Regions from separate parts of the Homo sapiens genome. Here all the other regions are linked to region 5. A link is a contact called in ENCODE Hi-C or POLR2A ChIA-PET data. All regions are on one chromosome and are shown on one strand. Each heading gives the region's core, a stretch centred on a gene start or an enhancer-like site at or near the end of the contact. The rest is flanking DNA. Distances are from core to core; before and after follow the strand shown. Region 1 holds the start of FOXJ2 (forkhead box J2). Region 2 holds the start of LRP6 (LDL receptor related protein 6). Region 3 holds the start of GSG1 (germ cell associated 1). Region 4 holds the start of GPR19 (G protein-coupled receptor 19). Region 5 holds the start of GABARAPL1 (GABA type A receptor associated protein like 1). Region 6 holds the start of LOH12CR2 (loss of heterozygosity on chromosome 12, region 2).

Region 1 (3,398 bases), core at 635-3,134, 2.2 Mb after region 5:
GAATTGTGAGCAAAAAACAGGAGTCGAGAAGGGGACTGGGGCAGTGGTTCAGGGCCAGCATCAAGGAAGCACTTTAACCCGGGAGTTGGCATTCCCCTGCACACTTTCTTCTCGCCTCAGAACATGTGGGATTCCCATTTTCCCTTTGGATTTTATGGGCAGAGGCATACATCCAGCTAGGAATGGAAATGTCAGGAGAGGAGGCCTCTTGGTATCTGAGATAGGATGAGCAGGAACAGATTGCTTTTCTTGTCAAGGGAGCTATAATTGCAGTAAGCTGGAGGGAACACCTCTGGTGAACACTAAGCTGACCTCGGCATGCCCTGGGCAAGGCCAGGACCCCAGATGCCACCGTGATTTTCATGACAGCCCACTCTCCAGGGGAAAAGGCCCAAGGGTGAAGGGTGGTATGGGAATCTTACCACTGGTTGGGTTGTGTAAATCACTGCTACACAGTATGCATGTTCTCAAAATGCAGCTGTTTTCCGATAACCCTTTTCCTCAGCATGAAAACATCCACTTCCCTAAGGGACCTAAAATGAATCCCATCCCTTTAGTCCCCAAACACTAAGAAACCCATTTCTCAGAGCTTCTGCAGCAAGATGTGGGTTCAAATCCAGGAGCTCCCTTGGATCACATTTCCCATTGGATTTTCTGAGTCATCACTCTGTCTTCCCCGGCAGTGAAACCCACGATCCACCAGCTCAACCCCCTACACCCACTAGTGCCAGACAATGACAGAGAGAAGATGAAAGAAAGCACTAACCTGTCTCCAAGGTTCCTCCGGCAAAGGGAGGGAACCACCTGGTACTGGAGTTTGGGGTTGGAGGGATTCCCCTCTTCAGAGGCAGGTGACGGCTCTCATCCTCAGTGGCTCTTCCTGGACGAGGCTGAGCCTCCCAAGTTGGTGAGGGGAACTGGGTCCCCTGAGGATGAGGAGTCAAGGTTGGAGGAGGGGGAGGGGGAGGAGAAGGAGGTCCTACTTGGGGAAGGTGGCACACCCCCCACACCCTGCTTGTTACCCGGGGGAGGAGGGGAGGAGCCTCTCCCAACCAGGAGTTGTCTCCTCCCCCTTGGGGGAGTTCCCCTCCCCCCCAAACTGGATCTTTCTGAGGTGGAGGGCTCTTTCTGTCTGCTGGAGATAGGAGCGGAGGGGCTCCACCCCGTTCCACTGTCTAGGCACGAGGAAGTTGAGGGGGAGGTCTTCCCCTCTCCAGAAGGCTGAAAGCCGATTCCTCTTCTTTCCCTGGAGTGGCTTCTGAACGTAAGGACTCCTGTCTCCTGTGAATAGTGGTGGGCCGAGGGTGCCTACTCCACAGGCACAGCCCCGTCTCTCTTTGCCTCCAAAGTCCTGAACTGTTGAGAGTGTGTGTTTGGAGGGGCGGGGGCGCGCTAGGGTGGTCTCACTCTGCTTCCCTACGGAAAGCTCCCTTCTTTCCACTTCTGGGGGTCTCCTCCCCGGCCAGTACAGGGGTCTTCCTCGCCTCTAGGCAGGAGAGAGGCGTCCCCTCCAGGGGTCTCTTCTTTCCCTCACCCGAGTGGTAAGGGTCTTTTCTCTCCAACAGGGGGAGAGGTTGCTCGCGTCCCCGCTCCCGCCTCCGCTCCCGGGGTGCCCCAGAGGGTGGGGCTTTCGTACTCCCGGCTGTCCCTGAGCTGGCCTGGGCAGCACGGTCCGGGAGGCCGCGGCTCGAGACTCCGGTCCCTGCTACTGTGGCGGCAGCACCTCCTCTAGGGCCGTCCTGTCGGGTCCGCTCCCTTCGGCGCGTGGGGCTCCCCGCGCTGCCACCGCTCGGGCTCCGACCAGTCTGGGCTCCCGGGGAGCCAGAAGGCGGGCAGACAGTGTCAGGGCTCGGCGCGGGCTCGGGCTCGGCTCGGCTCCGCTGCAGGCCCCGGCTCCTCCCCGGCCTCCGCGCCGCGCTCCGCGCCCCTCCCCCTCCCCCGCCCGCCGGCCGCTGCCGCCACCGCCTCCCGGCGCGGGTTAAGGAGGAGCCGGGAGACGCCGAGCCGCGGGCAGCGCCGAGCCGCGAGCCTCGCTACCCGGTGTGCGCTCCGCCTGGAGAGCCACGGCCGCTCTCACGCCGGCGAGGGATCTCGCCGCCCTCGCCCACCTGCGGCCGCGTGGCTCCGGGAGTTCGCCGTCTACCCGGGATGACAACTCACTGCTCCCCGTCGGGAGAGTCCCTAGTGCGCACCGTATACCGTCAATTCCAGCTGACACCCCAACTCCGGCGTTTCATTCTGTTAAACTCCGTATACAGATGAACAGCCCCAGCTTTCTCAGGACTGTCTTTGATGGGCTTCTCTTTCCCTCGAGATAATTTATAAAGGATCATGAGCATTGAGGTGAAGATTGGGGTGAAGTTTATATGTTACCCTTATATCATCCTGGAATTCAGTAAATGCTCCTTGAATGAGTGGATACATGATAAATGAGCGTGTAACGGTGAAATAAACATCAGAAGATCTGGGTCCTGTTCCTTGTTTCAGCTTCCTAAACTTGTGCATGGCCCTTGTTCTCCGCAATCTTGCTCAGCGAAGAAGGGACCTTGATACTTGGCCTGCTTACCCTTTACAGCTGTCACATCCTGAAGTCATATTATTCTGCTGCAAATTCTCATATATTTCATACTCTGGCTTTTTTTTTTTTTTTTTTTTTTTTTTTGAGGTGTTGTTTCACTTATTGCCCAGGCTGGAGTGCAATGGCACGATCTGGGCCCACTGCAACCTACGCCTCCCGGGTTCAAGCGATTCTTCTGTCTCAGCCTCCCCAGCAGCTGGGATGCCTCAGCCTCCGGAGCAGCTGGGATTACAGGCGCGCGCCACCACGCCCGGCTAATTTTTGTATTTTTAGTAGAGATGGGGTTTCACCAAGTTGGCCAGGCTGGTCTCGAACTCCTGACCTCGTGATCCACCTTCCTCGGCCTCCCAAAGTGCTGGGATTACAGGTGTGAGCCACCGCGCCCGGCCCATACTCAGGCTTTTTAAACTTTTATCAAACTACCCTACTTTCTTTCCTTTCTTTCTTTATCTTTTTCTTCTTTTTAAATAGAGGCAGGGTCTCAGTATGCTGCCGAGGCTGGTCTTTAATTCCTGGGTTTAAACTATTCTCCCTTTTTATGCCTCCAAAGTGCTGGGATTACAGGCAGGAAACACGGCCCGGCCTACTCTCTACTTTATAGCACATAAGATAATAGGAGGCCAGGCGCAGTGGCTCACGCCCGTAATCCCAAAGCTTTGGGAGGCCGAGGCGGGGGGATCACTTGAAGTCAGGAATTGGAGACCAGCCTGGCCAACGTGGTGAAACCCCTGTCTCTACTAAAAATACAAAAATTAGCCCGGCGCGGTGGCGGACGCCTGTAGTGCCGGCTAAGGCAGGAGAATCGCTTGAACCCGGAAAG
Region 2 (3,394 bases), core at 888-3,387, 2.1 Mb before region 5:
GCCATTCTCCTGCTTCAGCCTCCTGAGTAGCTGGGATTACAGGCGCCCGCCACCGCGCCCGGCTAATTTTTTGTATTTTTAGTAGAGACGGGGTTTCACCGTGTTAGCCAAGATGGTCTCGATCTCCTGACCTCGTGATCCGCCTGCCTCGGCCTCCCAAAGTGCTGGGATTACAGCCGTGAGCCACCGTGCCCGGCCAGTTGTACCGCATTTTCTATTATAAATAGGGACAGATCCAGGCTTTGTGGGACTTGAAGCTTATACAATTTTGTATAATACAATTATACAGAAGAGGAATTCAAAATTATCTTTGTTTTGCAAATAGGACCATGTGAACATACCATAAAGGCCCCTCCCCAGACATTGGAAGGGGCCTGTGAAAGTGAAGGTTAACTTTCTTTTCTTTTTTTTTTTTTTTCTGAGACGCAATCTTGCTCTGTTGCCCAGGCTGGAGTGTAATGACGCGATATCGGCTCACTGCAACCTGCGCCTCCTGGATTCAAGCCATTCTCCTGCCTCTGCCTCCTGAGCAGCTGGGATGACAGGCGTGTGCCACCATGCCCGGCTAATTTTTTTTGTATTTTTAGTAGAGACGGGGGTTTCACCATGTTGGACCAGGCTGGTCTCGAACTCCTGACCTCGTGATCTGTCCGCCTCGGCCTCCCAAAGTGCTGGGATTACAGGCCTGAGCCACCCGCCCCCGGCCCAGTTTCCTGCTTTGAGGAAGCCAGAATACAAAACTCACTTGGTTCTTAGAAGCAGGTCATTTAAATAAACGGTGACTAGACCTCAGGTGAATTTGGGAGAAAGTGATTTGGCTGTTTCTGCTGTCCATCTACTTACAAACCTGCAGCACCTTTGGTTCAGCGCGCATTTCTTGGAAGGAGCGGAGTGGCTTAAGTCAGAGACCTGGATTGGGCTGAGGTACTGCTATTCATTACTTGAGTGGCCCTGGGTAAGTCATTAACCTCTCAGGTTCTCATTTTGCTCCTCTGTGCAATAAAGAATAAGTAACAAAACCTGCCTTTCCCCAGGGTAGTTTTGAGTGTCAAATATGATAACTTGTGTTCAAGCACTAGTGAACTCCAATGTCACTGAGGTACTTGTTAACATTGTGGTAGCAGCTCCACTTTCTTGCCCATCTGCCTCCAGGTAAGGGCGTGTGACAGCTGGGCAGGATGCATCTGATGGCTCCATTAGGGTTAACTGTTGGAGCGCCTCTGCCCAGACGAAAGCCTGGCAGGTGATTTCAGGGGGCGTCTGGGCCATTACTCCTGAATGCCCAATGCACTGGGAGTAGCAGAGGCTGTGCACAGTCTGAGATTCTAGGGAATCTTTTCCTTCTCAAGCTGAGAATTGATAATCGAAGCATGCCAAACATTCGTTATTATATGCAACTTGTAAAATCCTAAATAGTCTTGTCCAATTGTCCCTTTGCTCTTAGGTTTTGAGGCATTTATCTTGGAATTTTATCTGCCAGTTTAGAAATCTTTAGCTGGTCGGGCTTAATTCTGGGGGCAGTTTGTATTTCTGGGAAGGCGGGAGAAAAATGACAATCTCAGTTTTGAATTGGCGTTTTAATATCGTTCACCAGATCCACGCTGAAAGCCGGTGTAAACAGCGTTCAAAAATTCCGCCCTCCCAAAAAAAGGATGCTGAAACCGATTTCCAACCCCGAAGACGGAGCTCATCACCCCGCAACGGGATCCGCCGTGGCTCCCCGCGCGTGCACCGCGGCTGGGCAGTCTCAGGTGGCTGGGGGCGCGAGACCGGAGCCCCACCTGGCCCTGCCGGCGGCGGCCGCACAAAGAGCGGGGCAGACGGCTGCCCGGCCGAGCCGCAGAAAGTAGTCCCGACCACGCCGGCTCCAATGTTGTTCAACGCCGCCTCACGCCCTCCGCGGGGAGGGCCGAAGCGGCCGGTCCGGGAAAGAATCCCGCTGGAATGCGCCACCGGGAGGAGGCTTTCCCTCCCAGTTCGCCTCTGCTAGCCCAGAACCTCTCCCAGGGTCTCAGGCAGAGGCTGTGCGTGCGGTTGCCGACTCCCTTCCCTGGCCGTACAGGAGGCAGTACCGGGAGAAGGGGCTCGTTGCGCGCAGGGACACGGTCGCGGCGACCCTAGGAGGCGGTGCCGACCGTATCCCTGCGCCGCTGCGCGAGGCAGAGGCTGAATGAGGAGCTGCGCGGGGGAAGCGGGGCGCCGGGGGAGGAGGCGGCGGGATGGAAGCAGACGCTGGCGTCGCGCGAGCCCGGGGCCGAGCGGCGCGGTAGAGAGGGCGGCGGCGGCGCGCGCGGAACCTTGACGTGCCCCTTTCTTTCTTCTCTCGCTGGGAAGCTGGGAAGTATGAGCGTGCAGCCCTGCCGCTGCGGCGGCCGCCCCGGCTCCTCGCCTCCCCCACTTCTGGCCACCCCTCGCCGGTGAGAGAAGAGAACGCGAGAAGGGAAGATGGGGGCCGTCCTGAGGAGCCTCCTGGCCTGCAGCTTCTGTGTGCTCCTGAGAGGTGGGAAGAGTGGGGGCACTGGAAAGTTGGTGGGGTTCGGGGGGAGGTGGCCTTGTTGTATGTGTCTAGGGGGAGGGGAGGGACGGAGGAAGGGAGAAGGGGAGAGGAGCGGGGAGAGGCCTGGTCGTGGGGAGGGGGAGAGAAAGGGGCCCGGGAGCAGGGGCTGCGTGCACCGCCCGGCCACAATGCGGACCTGGCCTGGCTTCCCAGACCTTCCCCGGACACATCGGAGCTTCGATCCCGGCTGCTGGTCTTAGGGAACCCTTGGCACCCCATGCTGTCGGGATGACTGAGTGTCTGTGTGCCTCTCTCTGCCTGGGGTCTTCCAGGGAAAAGGGTCTTTGTACGTATTTTGGCTTTTAAAATGTTTGAGTCCGAGATGCTTTAAGGTTGGCCTTATCCATCGAAGCCCCGCCACCCACTCCCCACCCCGTTTCGGTGTTTCTTAGGTGAACTTTTAAAGCCCTCTTGCTATTTTTTCCAGGCCTTGTTACAGGTAATGATTGGCTTCCGTTTGGGATATAATGACCCTGGGTGAGAGCGCAGTTGGAAAGTGACTCCGGGGTTATAGGTCGAGCGTTTCAGCATTGGGAGCCTTCTGAGCTTCAGCCCATAATAAAATAAAACATTGCCCTTGTAACCTCTGGTATTCACGGCTTGCCCCTATTTTCGGAGTATGCAAGTGTACAGTTGGCACTAAGTAGGGAAATTCATCCTCGTGTGAAGAGGAGCCGGTCCTGGGACCAAAATGATAATTTGCTCTGCACCCCTGGGGACTGCTTGGCACTTTGGTAAATTGCATAGGCTGTTCGAGATAATTTGCTCTGGGAATCGCTTGAATTCGATGGCACTATGATGTTTTGAATTGGACTGCAAAGCTGACACATGCTCTGT
Region 3 (3,206 bases), core at 665-3,164, 2.9 Mb before region 5:
TGAACTCCTGGGCTCAAGTTATCCTCCTGCCTCGGCCTCCTGACGTGCTGGGATTAAGCATCCGGCCATAATCTCATTTTTAAAATTCAGATCTCTAGTCCATCTAGAGTTTATTCTTGTATATGATTTTTAAATAAATATAATTTATATTTTTCTAAATGGCTATCTAGTTTATCCCAACAACATTTCTTAAAAAAATCATCTGTGCCCCAGTGATTACAGATATCACCTTTGTCCTATACTGGAAGTCTATACATAGCTGTGTTTATCTCTAGACTTTCTGTTCTCTTCCATTGGCCTGTTTGTCTAGTCATGCACCAGTACCACATTGTTTTTTTTTGGTTTTTTTGTTTTTTTTAATATACTTTAAGTTCTAGCGTACATGTGCACAACGTGCGGGTTTGTTACATATGTATACATGTGCCATGTTGTTTTAATCATAGAGGCTTTGTAGTATGCTTTATATCAATTAGGGCTAGCACCACCTCAGAGCTCTTCCTTTTCAGGGTTTTCCTAGCTAGTCTTGTGTATTTTTTTCCCATATAAACTTTAATATCAACTTGTGTTGGTCTTTTAAAATACTCATGGTTATTTGTATTAAATTTATAAATTAACTTATAACGGACATCTTGATCAATTTAAGATGTGCCAAAAATAAGGCATGTTGTTCCATTGGGGAAGTTATTGGCACTTCGAGATCCGATGTTCTCTCTTAGATACTTCCTTAGGTAGTTTAGGTCATTAAATAAAATAATAAATATTTCTTGAGCAGCTACTATGCCCTTGGCACTATATTAAGCACGATAGAAGTAAAAAACCAGATTCTGTCCTCAAGCAGCTTAGAATTTCACGAGAGAAACAGACTAACACACCAAAAGCAAAGCAGGCATGCTGTATGAGCAAAGAGGAAATGGGGAGTAAGGAGGGCTAGAGCCACAAGGTAGTGAGACTGGAATCATGTGCCCTGAGGTTGTGTAAGATTTAGGCAGGGCAGCAAGGAGAAGGAAGGGATCCCAGTGAGGGGAACCCTGGCAAAAGCTCAGAGGAGGACTGAGTGTGACAGGTTTCACAGGGCAGAGGGCCCCATCCAGACTGTTAGCTGGAATCCTGGATGAGGCCCTCTTCCAGTCTCCGAGAGTTATGCCTCCATATTAACAGTCCCCAAACACTAATTATGTATTCATTAAAATGATGTTAGTGAATGTTTGCTGGGTTTCCAGATACTAGCCCTTTAGAATGGTAATTTCTGTACATTGTTACCTTTTCAGGGAATGGCCTTGAGTTGTGCCATCCAATACAGTAGCTACTTGCCATGTGTGGCTGTGGAGCCCTTATGATATGGATAGTGCAACTGAGCAACTGAATTTCTAATTTTATGTAATTTGAATTCACTAAATTTTAATTTTAAAATGAAAGTAGTATAAAATATTTTTCATTAAACCCAACTTTATTGTGTGGGGAGGGCTACATTTTAAACATAGTATTGTATAACATATGATTGCTGTATCACAGTATGTGTGTCCAATTTACTTTTTTTAATGTGGCTACCAGAAAATTTTAAATGACATATGCTGCCCACATTGCATTTTGCTTTGACAGCACTGGTCTAGAGTCTCACAACTCAGTGTGGTCTGGCTGGACTCACGTGAGAGCCATCCCAGACTCTGCACTTGACTAAGTCAGGATCTGCACTTGACTAAGTTCCCCAGGTGAATCTTATGCACAATAAGATAAGCACTGATCTGGACGACCTCAGAAGACATCCAGCCACTGGTAGGTACCCAGCATGACCCCCCCCAATCCTTATGGGAGGAGGCTGAGGGAGCAACAGGGAGACCCCTGACTGCCGTTGTGACATCACAGAATAAACCCCACGGGTCACCCAACCCCGCCCTGGCTGGTGTCTGGCCCTCAGGACATCCTCTCCAATCCACCACACACCACCTTACCCCTCTGCTGGCAAGAGGGGACCTGATTCATCCTCACGCTAAACACTCATTCTACCCAACTGATTGAGACAGAACAGAAGATAAACTGAAACTTCTCTGCCTTCCCGCTGCAAGAGTGAATGAGCGATCCCTCTCAACTGACTCAAAATGTTTGCCTCACCCAGGAGGTAGGTACAGTGATTTTGAAATCTCATGAACATCTCATACACATATCTTTACTGCTGGATTTGTAACACAGGTTACACTAACTCATCAATTTCATGTATTTCACATGGTCACAGTAAAGAGCTTGGAAATGCACTATAGGGTTCTACAAAATGGAATGAAAATGTGTCACTCAGCCCAGTTTTCATAGATAAAACTGGTATGTCCATACCTTGGCCTATTACCTTTTCATCTTCCTTCATTAAAACTTCCATTTCTTCTTCCCTTGTCTCATCATCTTCCTTCTCCTTTCTGTTCCCAGGGCTCCCTATGCCTCTCCTTTTTTCCTTTCATCTGCATTATTCCCGTTGCCAAAATCTGGAGCCTGGTAAAGGCCCAGTAGCGGTGGCAACAATAGAGCTGTGTGTCACCCCAGTGAGCTGAAAGAGCAGACATCAAGCTCTATGCCAGAGAACAGTGGGGCATCCCCAAGGTCCTGCTGGAAGGCAGCTCTGATCTGGAACTGGGAAGGACAACACACAGTCAAGCTCTTTCTCGTCTCAGAGAATCCAGCAGAATCTTCAGGGATCCTTCCAGACCAGGAAGACTCTCACACTCTGCAGAGAAGTTGCGGCTTGTTTAGCATTTGACCTACATTCAGAAACGACCAGCCTCCCAACTTTCAGCTCTAAGGATTACTTAAAAAAACAAATGGTGTTCATTCTCAGATATCTTGCCTTTCTCAGGAGAGAAAAATGAAGCTTGCAATTAGCCAGCAAACTAGCACATACACAAACACACACACACGTACATACACTCCAACACAGGGAGCAATGTGGTATGTTGTTGACCAGCTGGAAGTTAGGATCTCAAAGGAAAGAACAGGATAACTTAAGAGGCACTTCTGGGACTGCAGAGCTGAGCTGGTGGTTCTGAAGAGCCATCGGAGTGTGGGTTCAGGCAGCTTCCCTAATTCAGAAGCAGCCCCAAGTGAATAGATGACAAAGAAGTGGATGTGAACATGACAGAAAAAGCCAGTCATGGCTTAGAATAAATTTTATTATTGTTCTTTATCAGTGGTTTTCCAGGAGAGACACAGAGGGAATATGGGAG
Region 4 (3,039 bases), core at 1-2,500, 2.5 Mb before region 5:
TAGAAATCCTTCCATAAAAATACTTTTTAAAAAGTCACTTTGCCTGCCTTTTTTTTTGTTTTCAAACGAATCCAGTCATATCTGTAAAACAAGTTTCCATCAGATCTCATTTTATAAGCAACATCCTCTTCTAAGCCACCTGAAACTGACTTTGAAGAGCTCTTCAAACCATTTCAAAAATTTGTTTGTTGGCTTGTGCTTTCTTGGGTTAATGCTTCTAGAGTCGTCTCCAAGTTTCAAATTTTGCATGGCTGCTTTTTTTTTTTTTTTTTTTTTTTTACTTCGCTTCAAGAGTCAGTCTTAAATCATGTAGGTTTTGCTTGAGGTTTGCTCGAGCAAGAGGACCTTAGGTTTGGTCTTATTTGCATTTTTACCATAACTAGGCCTACATTCTAAATAAGTAACTAAATGCCACCTATGAGTTTCATTAACTGTGGCTGCTTGCCACTTTTTAGTTCTGGTTAGGGTGGTGCTATTGTTTTCCTCAGGTTCATTAGAAACATCTTCCGTGACAGCTCTGACGCGGCACCGATTTCTGAGTGTCCAGTGTTTTCCCTACCATTATTTTCTTTGGTCTGAAGTTGACACTTAAACTGTCCAGTTTTAAACCTCCGATCCGTGTTCCCAAATGAAAACATGACTTTCATTACGAATTACACGTCAAGGGAGCAAACCAAGGCGCTCGGGGCGGCGAGAACCGCGACACAGCGCTTCGCCTGGACTGGTAAACAAACCGCCGCGCAGGCGCAATGGCAACAGGACGGTAACCTGGGTAGCCGCCAATGGGCTTTTTCGTAGAGTGAAAAGCGGAAAAGCCAAACAAAACGCTGGTTCCAAGGTGATAAACTGGCTGACTTCCTCTATTTTTACTTTTTTAAAAAATTTTGTTTCTGAAGAAGTAGTTGTGCGGCCTTCTGGGCCTCGCAGAGATCTTCTTCGTGGAATTCCTCGGCCCCAGAGAAATGCCGCTAGCCTGTCGGCTAGTTATATTAGCCTAATTTTTTGTCTTGATCTTTTTCATTTGACTGCAGCACTAATCCTAATCCACTGGGGCAGCAAAAAAAAAAAAAAAAAAAAAAAAAAAAAAAAAAAAGGGCGGGTGGGATCTCAACGCCACGGAAAACCTTCATACTAGCCGGCCATCACCAAACCACGCGAGATCTGCCTGAGGAGAAGCGCCACCCCGGGAGTGCACGTTTGCGCATGCGTCTGGCTCATCATTTTTAGCGCGCAAAAGTTTCAAAACTTTCCGCCTAGTGAGAGGCGGTCCGATTTGGCCCTTGGGGAGTGTCCGTCGCGTTGATCTGATGGATTCACGTACACAACACCACATTCTATGAGATTTTGCAGGCAAAAGTCCACAAGCTCGTATGGTCATCCCTTCTTTCCGTTTTTATATTGGCCGTGAACTCTGTGAGGGGAGGTTTCAGCGACTGAAGTAGTAAAGGAGTGGGAGCGGGAGAGCCGATTAATGAGGTTGTAGAATAAGAGAGAAATCTGAAGGGACAAAGGAGTTTTATTTATTTTTTGGCTGGTGACCAAGAGGATGTGAGTGTGAGCTAAGGTAATACAGTGGGAAGGAGAAGATGGGAAGATTTGAGAGATAAATGAAGGCAGTAGCTCTGTAGCCTACCTGGGAGGCCAGACTAGAAAGAAGTTGACAGTAGAGGACATTTTTCTTAAAAGAGTGTGAACTTATGCATGTTTGTAAACAGGCAGAAATGGCATGCATTTAGTACATGGTGTATATAAGGTGGAAATCGGGACGCCCCTAATGGAATGGAATGAGGAAGATTCTAAAAGCCACAGTCCTGAACACAGGCCGAGGTGGAATTGCGAAGAACAGTCGCGGTAACAGAAGTCAGGAATTTGGGAACTGTCTCGAGGGATCTGACCAATCTGACCTCTTTTTGTCTCTCAGGATATATGGGACACCTGCACCGGCATTGGATTTGGCCCCGCAACATCTTAAAGGTACCACCCAACACCTGAAGTGTCTGCCTCCTTCCGATGGAGCCTCCTGGCCCCTCCCACCTCTCACCAGCTTTACCCTTTAGCCAGAATGAAATGTGGATTTCATGGAATGAAATGGTGGCATTTAGCTACCACATTACTCAGATGTGTCACTGACACCTTACAGAAGTACATACTTCTAGCCTCTAGCCTCCCAGTTCACTAGATATTAGAGTCCATCTTGATATCGGCAGCAATTCTATGCCACTTAGCTACTATAATTTGATTCTTTGTATACTATCTGGAGTACAAGGCAGAAGAATGCTGATGGAATACGTAATTTTACTCCAACAAAGGAATGGCTGATAGGTAAAGAGTATCACTTCATCTGTAAGAAAAACTAAATATGGAAAGCCACAGGATTGAAGCTAGCAGTGATGGAGAAGGATCCCAGTGTGAATATATAGAATGGAAGTACTTCAGTAAAGAGCCAGGCATGGTAATCACTTACCAAGAAAGTGACTTCATTTCATTTTGGCAGCCTAAAGTATATCCTGGCAGCTGCGCTGTATGTGTGAAGTGCATAGGAAAATGCTGCAGGAAAAATCCATGGAGGCAATGGAATAGGATTTCAGGGTTGAAGCCTGGGTGTCTTGTTTTAGGGAGTGGGATCATCCAGCTCTGAGAGGCATGACATCTCGATATGATGTCATATAAAGTGTGTACAATTGGGAATCAGACCTGGGCTTTGACTTTAGGGTCTGCCAGTCACTCTGTGTGTCCTGTCTGAATCTCAGTTTCTCAATTTATAAAATAAGGATAATAGTGCCTGTGCCATAGGATTATTGTAATGACAAAATGAGGTAGCATAGAACTTAGTGTAAAGTACATGCCACCTATCAGTTGAATTGTGGATGCTCTGTGCATCGTAGGTCCGTCTGTATTTAGGGAGCTTTAAGACAGGTACTCTACCGGGTCAGGCGCGGTAGCTCACGCCTGTAATCTCAGCACTTTGGGAGGCTGAGGCGGTCGGATCACAACGTCAGGAGATCGAGACCATCCTGGCAAATACGGTGAAACCCCGTC
Region 5 (3,048 bases), core at 378-2,877:
TCCAGAAACCAGGAAAGTAATTTGTAAAGGATCCTTTCCCGAGTAAGGGATTAGCTCACCCCTCTATAAGCTGAAAACCTTTTTGTAATTCCTGGGGAATGAAGAGCCCTAATGACTTTTTTTTCTTTTTAAAGGAAAAGGGTTACAAGAGGTTTCTACTGCTGGGCTAAGGCCCTGGTGGCTTCTGGTAGCTATAAAACCACGAACGTTAGGTAAGGATTAGAGAAGAAACCCAGAGTGGCTGTGAGTCAAGAAAAGACATCAGATAACAGCAATTATTTTACCATTATGTGACACGTAATACTAATGTTCCTACCTGAAGATAAAGAGCACAATTTTAAAATCTCCGCTCCTCCATTTCCAAAATCCAACAGCTGCTGGTCCCCCTACCACTTAAGCCATATTCTGCCCTCCAATTCGGCTGCGCAGCCTGCATTAGAGAAACACCAGGCAAGTGGGCGGGGGAGGGGGTAATGGGGAAAACGCCCGGATGCTGAAAGATACCTAATACTTTTCTGTTCCTACTCACTGCCTGCGGTAGTTTTAACTACTTAAGCCGGTGTCCAAAACGGAGAAAAAACGTCTCAGTCCTGCCTTATCGCGACCAGGTACCAGGTGATCAGAAATCAACACGAGGAGGCTGGCTGTCCCCACACAAGCCCCGGAGCCTAGAACGATGAGGCAAGAGGGCTGTTGGGCAGAGAACGTGACCTTGTTTTCCAGGCCAGGACTGTCTTGTGCTCCCCTAACCCCCTGTAATGCAAGAAAATTACTGAATAGCTTCTGAACCTTTTCGTCCCAAGACCAATGATATGAGAGCCAAAGTCAACTTCATTAAAGGAGAACCAGCCAAGGCAGAAATCGACTGGGTTTGCGCAAACCTCACCGCACAGCACAATGTCCCTGCGTTCTTAAAGGCAGCCAATCCATGGCCCCGATCTAACCAGTCTCGCCCACAGGGGCCCTATTTTGTGCACCGCAACCCACACACGGTCTCAGCTGCTGAGACCGTGTGTGGGTTGCTGAGTCACTGAAGACGGCGGCTCGGCCCCCAAAACGCCGTCAGCCCTGAAGTGGGGTTCGGGGCCCAGGCATACGGGGTTTTAAAAGCTCTACAGTCTGGACGTCCATTGGCTCTGGCACTGAAGGGCGTTCAGGATTAAGTAATTCTCGGAACCTCCCTTCTCCAGAGCCGCCTGGGCGCCCCAGGGAAGCCATCTCGACTACCCGCCCCCGCCCCCGCGGGCCCTTCCCCTCCCATCCCCTCCGCTCCTCTACACTCACGGGGACCCTGTCCGGATATTTCTTCCGGATCTTTTCTCCTTCCTTTTTCCGATACTCAAAGGGATGGTCCTCCTTGTACTGGAACTTCATGATGCACCGCAGGGCTTCCGAGATCCCCGCGCGGGGCCTGCCTCCTTCGCCGCTGACCCTGTCCCGCTCCCTCAGCCGACGTCAAGGTGTGCTCAGAATAGCTGCAGAAACGTCCGCTCCGGGGGCAACAGCGCTGGGCCGAGTGTGCAGGGGGGGTTCGGGGCGGGGATCTCGGGTGAGCCTGCCTGGAGGTAGAGGAGAGCCAGATGGAGAAATACCGGCGGCTTTTCGCTAGAGCTGGGAGCACAAAAACAGCTGGGTGGCGCGTCGGGCTGTGACGTCACCCCGCGAGCCCCGCCCCGCCCCCCATGCGCCAGGCGCCCAGGGCAGGGGGTGGCCGAGCGCTCTGTCTCACTGCGTTTCCTTTCTGGCTAACCTTTTTCACAATCGATGTCACTGCAAACATCAAAACATTCGAGTTATGTTTTATTTTGTGACTGTGAAATTAAAGATGGTTTTAAGACAAAAAAAAGATTTAAACATGTTTTATTCCCCCTCCACTGTTTTTCTTGGTTGGGCCCCAAAACAAATACAAAAGGCGAAAATCCAGCCTTTTCCTGCTGGTTGGGATCCAGCCTCAGGAGAAAAGAGGGCCAGGCCTCCTGGGATCCCTTTGGCCAATGCAGAGCTGTCCCGTGCTTGCACCGTGCCCTCTGCGCGTTCCGCTGCCCCTCCCGCGGCCCTCCTCCCGCGCTGGCGTCACAGTGTTTGGGCGGTGCCGCAGTTCGCTCCTGAACAGCAACATAAACAGAGCGTGACTCAGGAATCTGAAGAGAGGAGTCAGATGAAGGACACGGAGTGTAATCAAAGTCTAAAGGAGACATGATGTCAGTAAGGACTACCGAGGGCTTCACGTACAATCAAATATAGAAATGATTCACTTTCTAGCCGGGCGCGGTGGCTCACGCCTGTAATCCCAGGAGGCCGAGGCGGGCGGATCACCTGAGGTCAGGAGTTCGAGACCAGCCTGACCAACATGGAGAAACCCTGTCTCTACTAAAAATACAAAATTAGCTGGGCGTGGTGGCGCATGGCTGTAATCCCAGCTACTCTGGAGGCTGAGGCAGGAGAACCGCTCTAACCCGGGAGGCGGAGGTTGCGGCGAGCGGAGATCACGGCGTCGCACTCCAGCCTGGGCAACAAGAGCGAAACACCGTCTTACAGAAAAAGAAAGGAAGGGAGGGAGGGAGGGATTCACTTTCTGCCATAAACTCAGAAAGGGGGCTCGTCTTCTGGAAAAGAGAGTATCAAGCAATTTAGGTGATGACCTCAGTTGTTCCCCCACATCTTATTTAGTTCCAGTGGTTAGGTATCCCTCACGTGACTAGAAAGCGCTGCCTGGAATGCTAGTAGAAGATTGGGCATTAGGGCAGGTGAGGCGAAGCCTCGTTCTGGATTTCCCCACCTAGAGTCAAAGAAGAAAGACCTTCCAACCAGTACTGTAGGGCAGCGACAGGGAGGACTGTGGAGTTTGCAAAGAAAAAGAACAGTGAAAAGGGGCTGCGTTGCCCATACAAGTCGGGTGAGTTCTGATAAATATTAGATAACAGCAGCCCCGTGGCCTATCTTCTTCAGTCGGGGTCTCAGTGTCTCTAATTTTAAAAACACCCACAGGGGGCCAGGCGCGGTGGCTCACGTCTGTTCTCCCAGCACTTTGGGAGGCCCAGGCCGAGG
Region 6 (3,156 bases), core at 157-2,656, 2.1 Mb before region 5:
GAAAAACGTAGCAAAGCTAGTAGATGCTGCTCACCATTCAAAGCTGCCCCAATCCAGTCCCCAGAATGTAGGTCTGAACTAGTCTTGAAAGTCACACCTTAAAGTGAAACACCCTTAGATCTATTAGCTTGCCTATTTCTGAATTACAGCTCCTATCAAGAACAGAGAACTTCTAAAATCGGCGACTCTTTTTAGGCCCCAGATTTAACCAATTTGCGTTAGCAACCCCGGAGCTTAACCAAAGCACTCCCAGCTGTCCTAGCGTGTGGGTAACAAAAAAAGCAGCAAATGGTCCTCAATTAAACATCAGCTGCTTTATCTATTTATTGAACACTCACTGTATTGCAAACACAATAATCCTCCCATTCTTGTCTCAAACGCTTAGAGAAGTCTAAAAATCATGGACAGAGAACAACAATGGAAAACACCAGTGCCTGCTGTCTGGCCAACCTCTACAAGATTAGAAAACGGACCAAGACACCTTCTGAGAAGAAAAAGCTGTTTCTGGAGACCTTTGCACTAAAGGGTTCAAAGCAAGTGGACACCTATCACATATCCCTTCAGAAAAGGAACCTCTAACACCCGTTTTTAAGAAACAGACTGTTCTTAGAGGTCCTATAATCCATCCACTGTGTGAGCCAAATCTCACTACATCAGCCATGAGCACTAGAGCCAAAAATTAATTAGCTCGTCTTTTAAACAGGAGGCTGTAGCTGGGAGAAACGGCTGTTTTGAAAATAAATAAGGGCACTGGCGCCCACGCTGGCTTAGCTTGCAGTCACACGCACTTCCATCAGGGGAATCGAGGCCAGGACAGATGGTGACTTTTTTTTTTTCCTACTAGCACGGTGAAGGCTTTTTCTGTGCGTTCCCGTCCGCAGTCCCTGACCCTAGTCTGGGAGGCAGCCCGCTCTGCAAGGGGACAGGGCGGGCTGGAGGAGGGTGGGAGGTTAGGACACCGACCTGAGGAGTTCAGATCGTTGGGTCGGCTCTCGGCCTCGGAGCTCTGCTCACTGCCCATGGTGCCGACAGCGGTGGCAGCAGAAGAACGGCGGGCCGGGCGGTCACCGCTCCGGCGGCGGGCGACAGGGCAGGGGCCAGGGACCGGGACGGGGAGGCAAAGCAGAGTCTGGGCGCCGCAGCGAGGCTAATGTGTGGGGCTGACGCGTCCAGCCCACGCAGGGGCCTGGGCGGCGGGAGAAGGAGAGGCCCTATTTGGGGAACAGAAACGCAAGGAGGCGCGGCGCGAACGCACGCGGCTAGCCCTCCTTCTTTCCGGGAGCCCTAAGAGAACCGGCAGATGACACTGGCTTTGCCGCACCTGCGGCCGGCGGGCGGCGCCGCTTTCACTCACTGGTTCACGCTCCGCAAGCTCGCTCCTTCCGGGACGCAGATGGGCGGTGCCGGCTACGCAAGACCTTCAGTTCCGGATTAGGAGGCCCCGCCCCCCGGCCCGAGGGAGGGGCGGAGAGACCCGCTCCTGCGACTTAGGGCGATGCCACCTTAAAGGGCTTGACCTCCTCGAAGCCAGAACTGCGGAAGAGGGTAAGCCCTTTCCTGTTGTAAGGATGCGTCACCTTTAAAACACCACCCACACTATTAAGCTCTTCAATACCCACATGTGAGAACAACTTTACAAAATAGGTATTTTTAACCCTGTTTTACAGATGGAGAAAGAAACGCTAGATAGACCCAGGATTCGAACCCACAACAGCTTGGATGCAAAGCTCATTTTGAATTCTGAAGAGCTGGGAGTTTAGCAGTGGACGACCAAACAAAAAAATACCAGAAGACGGTGAAAGCAGCAGCTGGAAATGAGAGAAAAATTAAGAAATAGAAAATGCTGTTTCATGTATTAGGGAGTGCACATCTTTAAAGAGAAGTGAAGAACCTTTTTGGCTAGGCGCTTTCTGGGGACCTTGGCAGTTATCAACAAGTCACTCTGAAACTAACAGAAGGTGAGGAGGGAGTAATCCAGAAAGGAAACTGCCATTTTTGCTAGGGCAAGAAAGTAGACCTAGCAATGCAATGCCATCAAGGAGTTAGCTGGCTCTAGCGTTCTCCGAACTTTGCAACTCATTTTATATTACATTGTCTGCGTCAAGAAATTTCAAGTAAATGCCTTGAGATTTTATATGTATAAAATGTAGTCTCTGGCCAGGCGGGGTGGCTCACGCCTGTAATCCCAGCACTTTGGGAGGCTGAGGCGAGTAGATCACGATGTCAGGAGATCAAGACCATCCTGGCTAACATGGTGAAACCCCGTCTCTACTAAAAAATACAAAAAATTAGCCGGGCATGATGGTGGGCGCCTGTAGTCCCAGCTACTCGGGAGGCTGAGACAGGAGAATGGTGTGAACCCGGGAGGCAGAGCTTGCAGTGAGCCGAGATCGCGCCACTGCACTCCAGCCTGGGCGACAGAGCGAGACTCCGTCTCAAAAAAAAAAAAAAAAAAAAAAGTCTCAGAAGAAGTGTCAAGTTGACTAAATGATTTTTAAGTCCCTTCCACTCTACTATATCACAATAATTTCCCCTATTTTACCTTATTTAATTTTCACAACAACCCTGCAGCCTGTAAGTAGGTGACTCCTCCATGGTCAGCAGGTGGTCAGTGGTCGAACTATTTAGGACTATCTGATGCTCTTTCCTCTGCTCACCATTGCAATACAATGAGAAAAATGCAAATGAATCTAAGTACAGTGTTCTCTGGGAATATGAAGATAGAACTAAAAACTGCCTGAGAGATCAGGGCAGGCTTCTAGAAAGTTGTGTCTAACTAGTCTTGAGGTTTACATAAACCACACCAGGCTGATGGGACTGGGAAGGGCCCACTAAGCAGTGAGACCATTCCCTTTTGGAGAGTCCTTGCATCCCCTCCCAGATTTCCTCTTTGAGGGGAAGGTGAGAGAGGAGGTAAAAGGGGTGAGGAATGGAGAATAACTCATTCTGGTTCTTGTTTCCCCTTTTCCACATAAAAGTATATTTGTCTTGTGTTCCATACACCAGTCCATACTGATGTGATGGTGTTTTTTATGCTTCCTTTTGAATAAACATTTCATTCTTAAAAGGATAGTCTGTCGCATCAACTGATGAATGGATAAATAAAGTGTGGTAATCATGGAATATTTATTCAGCCAAAATGAGGGAAGGATGAAA

Evidence for each region. A loop is a pair of places that touch in the nucleus more often than their neighbours do. ChIA-PET counts read pairs that join two places held with the same protein, here RNA polymerase II (POLR2A). Pooled maps may share reads with other maps.
Region 1: a map of sigmoid colon shows a loop between it and region 5 (10-fold over the local background). The contact joins the promoter of FOXJ2 here to the promoter of GABARAPL1 in region 5. A Hi-C loop is called at or near these places in 2 of 168 maps with a recorded cell type or tissue (gastrocnemius medialis and sigmoid colon) and 14 of 50 pooled maps.
Region 2: a loop to region 5 is called in a map of naive thymus-derived CD4-positive, alpha-beta T cell, with 16 times the contacts of the local background. The contact joins the promoter of LRP6 here to the promoter of GABARAPL1 in region 5. A Hi-C loop is called at or near these places in 2 of 168 maps with a recorded cell type or tissue (chondrocyte and naive thymus-derived CD4-positive, alpha-beta T cell) and 7 of 50 pooled maps. POLR2A ChIA-PET finds 5 or more read pairs at or near these places in 1 of 52 experiments (OCI-LY7).
Region 3: a map of CD4-positive, alpha-beta memory T cell shows a loop between it and region 5 (11-fold over the local background). The contact joins the promoter of GSG1 here to the promoter of GABARAPL1 in region 5. A Hi-C loop is called at or near these places in 2 of 168 maps with a recorded cell type or tissue (CD4-positive, alpha-beta memory T cell and ascending aorta) and 10 of 50 pooled maps.
Region 4: a pooled map shows a loop between it and region 5 (11-fold over the local background). The contact joins the promoter of GPR19 here to the promoter of GABARAPL1 in region 5. A Hi-C loop is called at or near these places in 1 of 168 maps with a recorded cell type or tissue (CD8-positive, alpha-beta T cell) and 4 of 50 pooled maps. POLR2A ChIA-PET finds 5 or more read pairs at or near these places in 1 of 52 experiments (activated CD8-positive, alpha-beta memory T cell).
Region 6: a map of tibial artery shows a loop between it and region 5 (9-fold over the local background). The contact joins the promoter of LOH12CR2 here to the promoter of GABARAPL1 in region 5. A Hi-C loop is called at or near these places in 2 of 168 maps with a recorded cell type or tissue (naive thymus-derived CD4-positive, alpha-beta T cell and tibial artery) and 14 of 50 pooled maps. POLR2A ChIA-PET finds 5 or more read pairs at or near these places in 1 of 52 experiments (activated naive CD8-positive, alpha-beta T cell).

Annotation. Positions count from the first base shown.
Region 1 is chr12:8,031,202-8,034,599 of GRCh38, reverse strand. FOXJ2 (forkhead box J2) reads right to left here and starts at 1,884. Exons shown (of 11, transcript NM_018416.3): 1 at 767-1,884. RefSeq lists silencers at 1,790-2,029, 2,050-2,199.
Region 2 is chr12:12,265,787-12,269,180 of GRCh38, reverse strand. LRP6 (LDL receptor related protein 6) reads left to right here and starts at 2,137. Exons shown (of 23, transcript NM_002336.3): 1 at 2,137-2,500. The coding sequence starts at 2,446. RefSeq lists enhancers at 1,907-1,956, 1,494-2,130 and a silencer at 2,137-2,446.
Region 3 is chr12:13,102,375-13,105,580 of GRCh38, reverse strand. It overlaps GSG1 (germ cell associated 1), which reads left to right and starts at 1,914. Exons shown (of 7, transcript NM_001080555.4): 1 at 1,914-2,116. The coding sequence starts at 2,069. It overlaps LOC105369666 (a long non-coding RNA gene), which reads right to left. Exons shown (of 2, transcript XR_931369.3): 2 at 3,135-3,206.
Region 4 is chr12:12,694,394-12,697,432 of GRCh38, reverse strand. GPR19 (G protein-coupled receptor 19) reads left to right here and starts at 1,250. Exons shown (of 4, transcript NM_006143.3): 1 at 1,250-1,368; 2 at 1,922-1,974. RefSeq lists enhancers at 1,083-1,162, 1,343-1,502.
Region 5 is chr12:10,211,456-10,214,503 of GRCh38, reverse strand. GABARAPL1 (GABA type A receptor associated protein like 1) reads right to left here and starts at 1,627. Exons shown (of 4, transcript NM_031412.4): 1 at 1,285-1,627. The coding sequence starts at 1,374. It overlaps GABARAPL1-AS1 (GABARAPL1 antisense RNA 1), which reads left to right. Exons shown (of 3, transcript NR_170310.1): 2 at 135-450; 3 at 542-855. RefSeq lists a silencer at 1,495-1,754 and an enhancer at 1,848-2,390.
Region 6 is chr12:12,355,317-12,358,472 of GRCh38, reverse strand. It overlaps LOH12CR2 (loss of heterozygosity on chromosome 12, region 2), which reads left to right and starts at 1,406. Exons shown (of 2, transcript NR_024061.1): 1 at 1,406-1,545; 2 at 1,668-3,065. BORCS5 (BLOC-1 related complex subunit 5) reads right to left here and starts at 1,395. Exons shown (of 4, transcript NM_058169.6): 1 at 964-1,395. The coding sequence starts at 1,021. RefSeq lists enhancers at 1-45, 932-1,610 and a silencer at 986-1,065.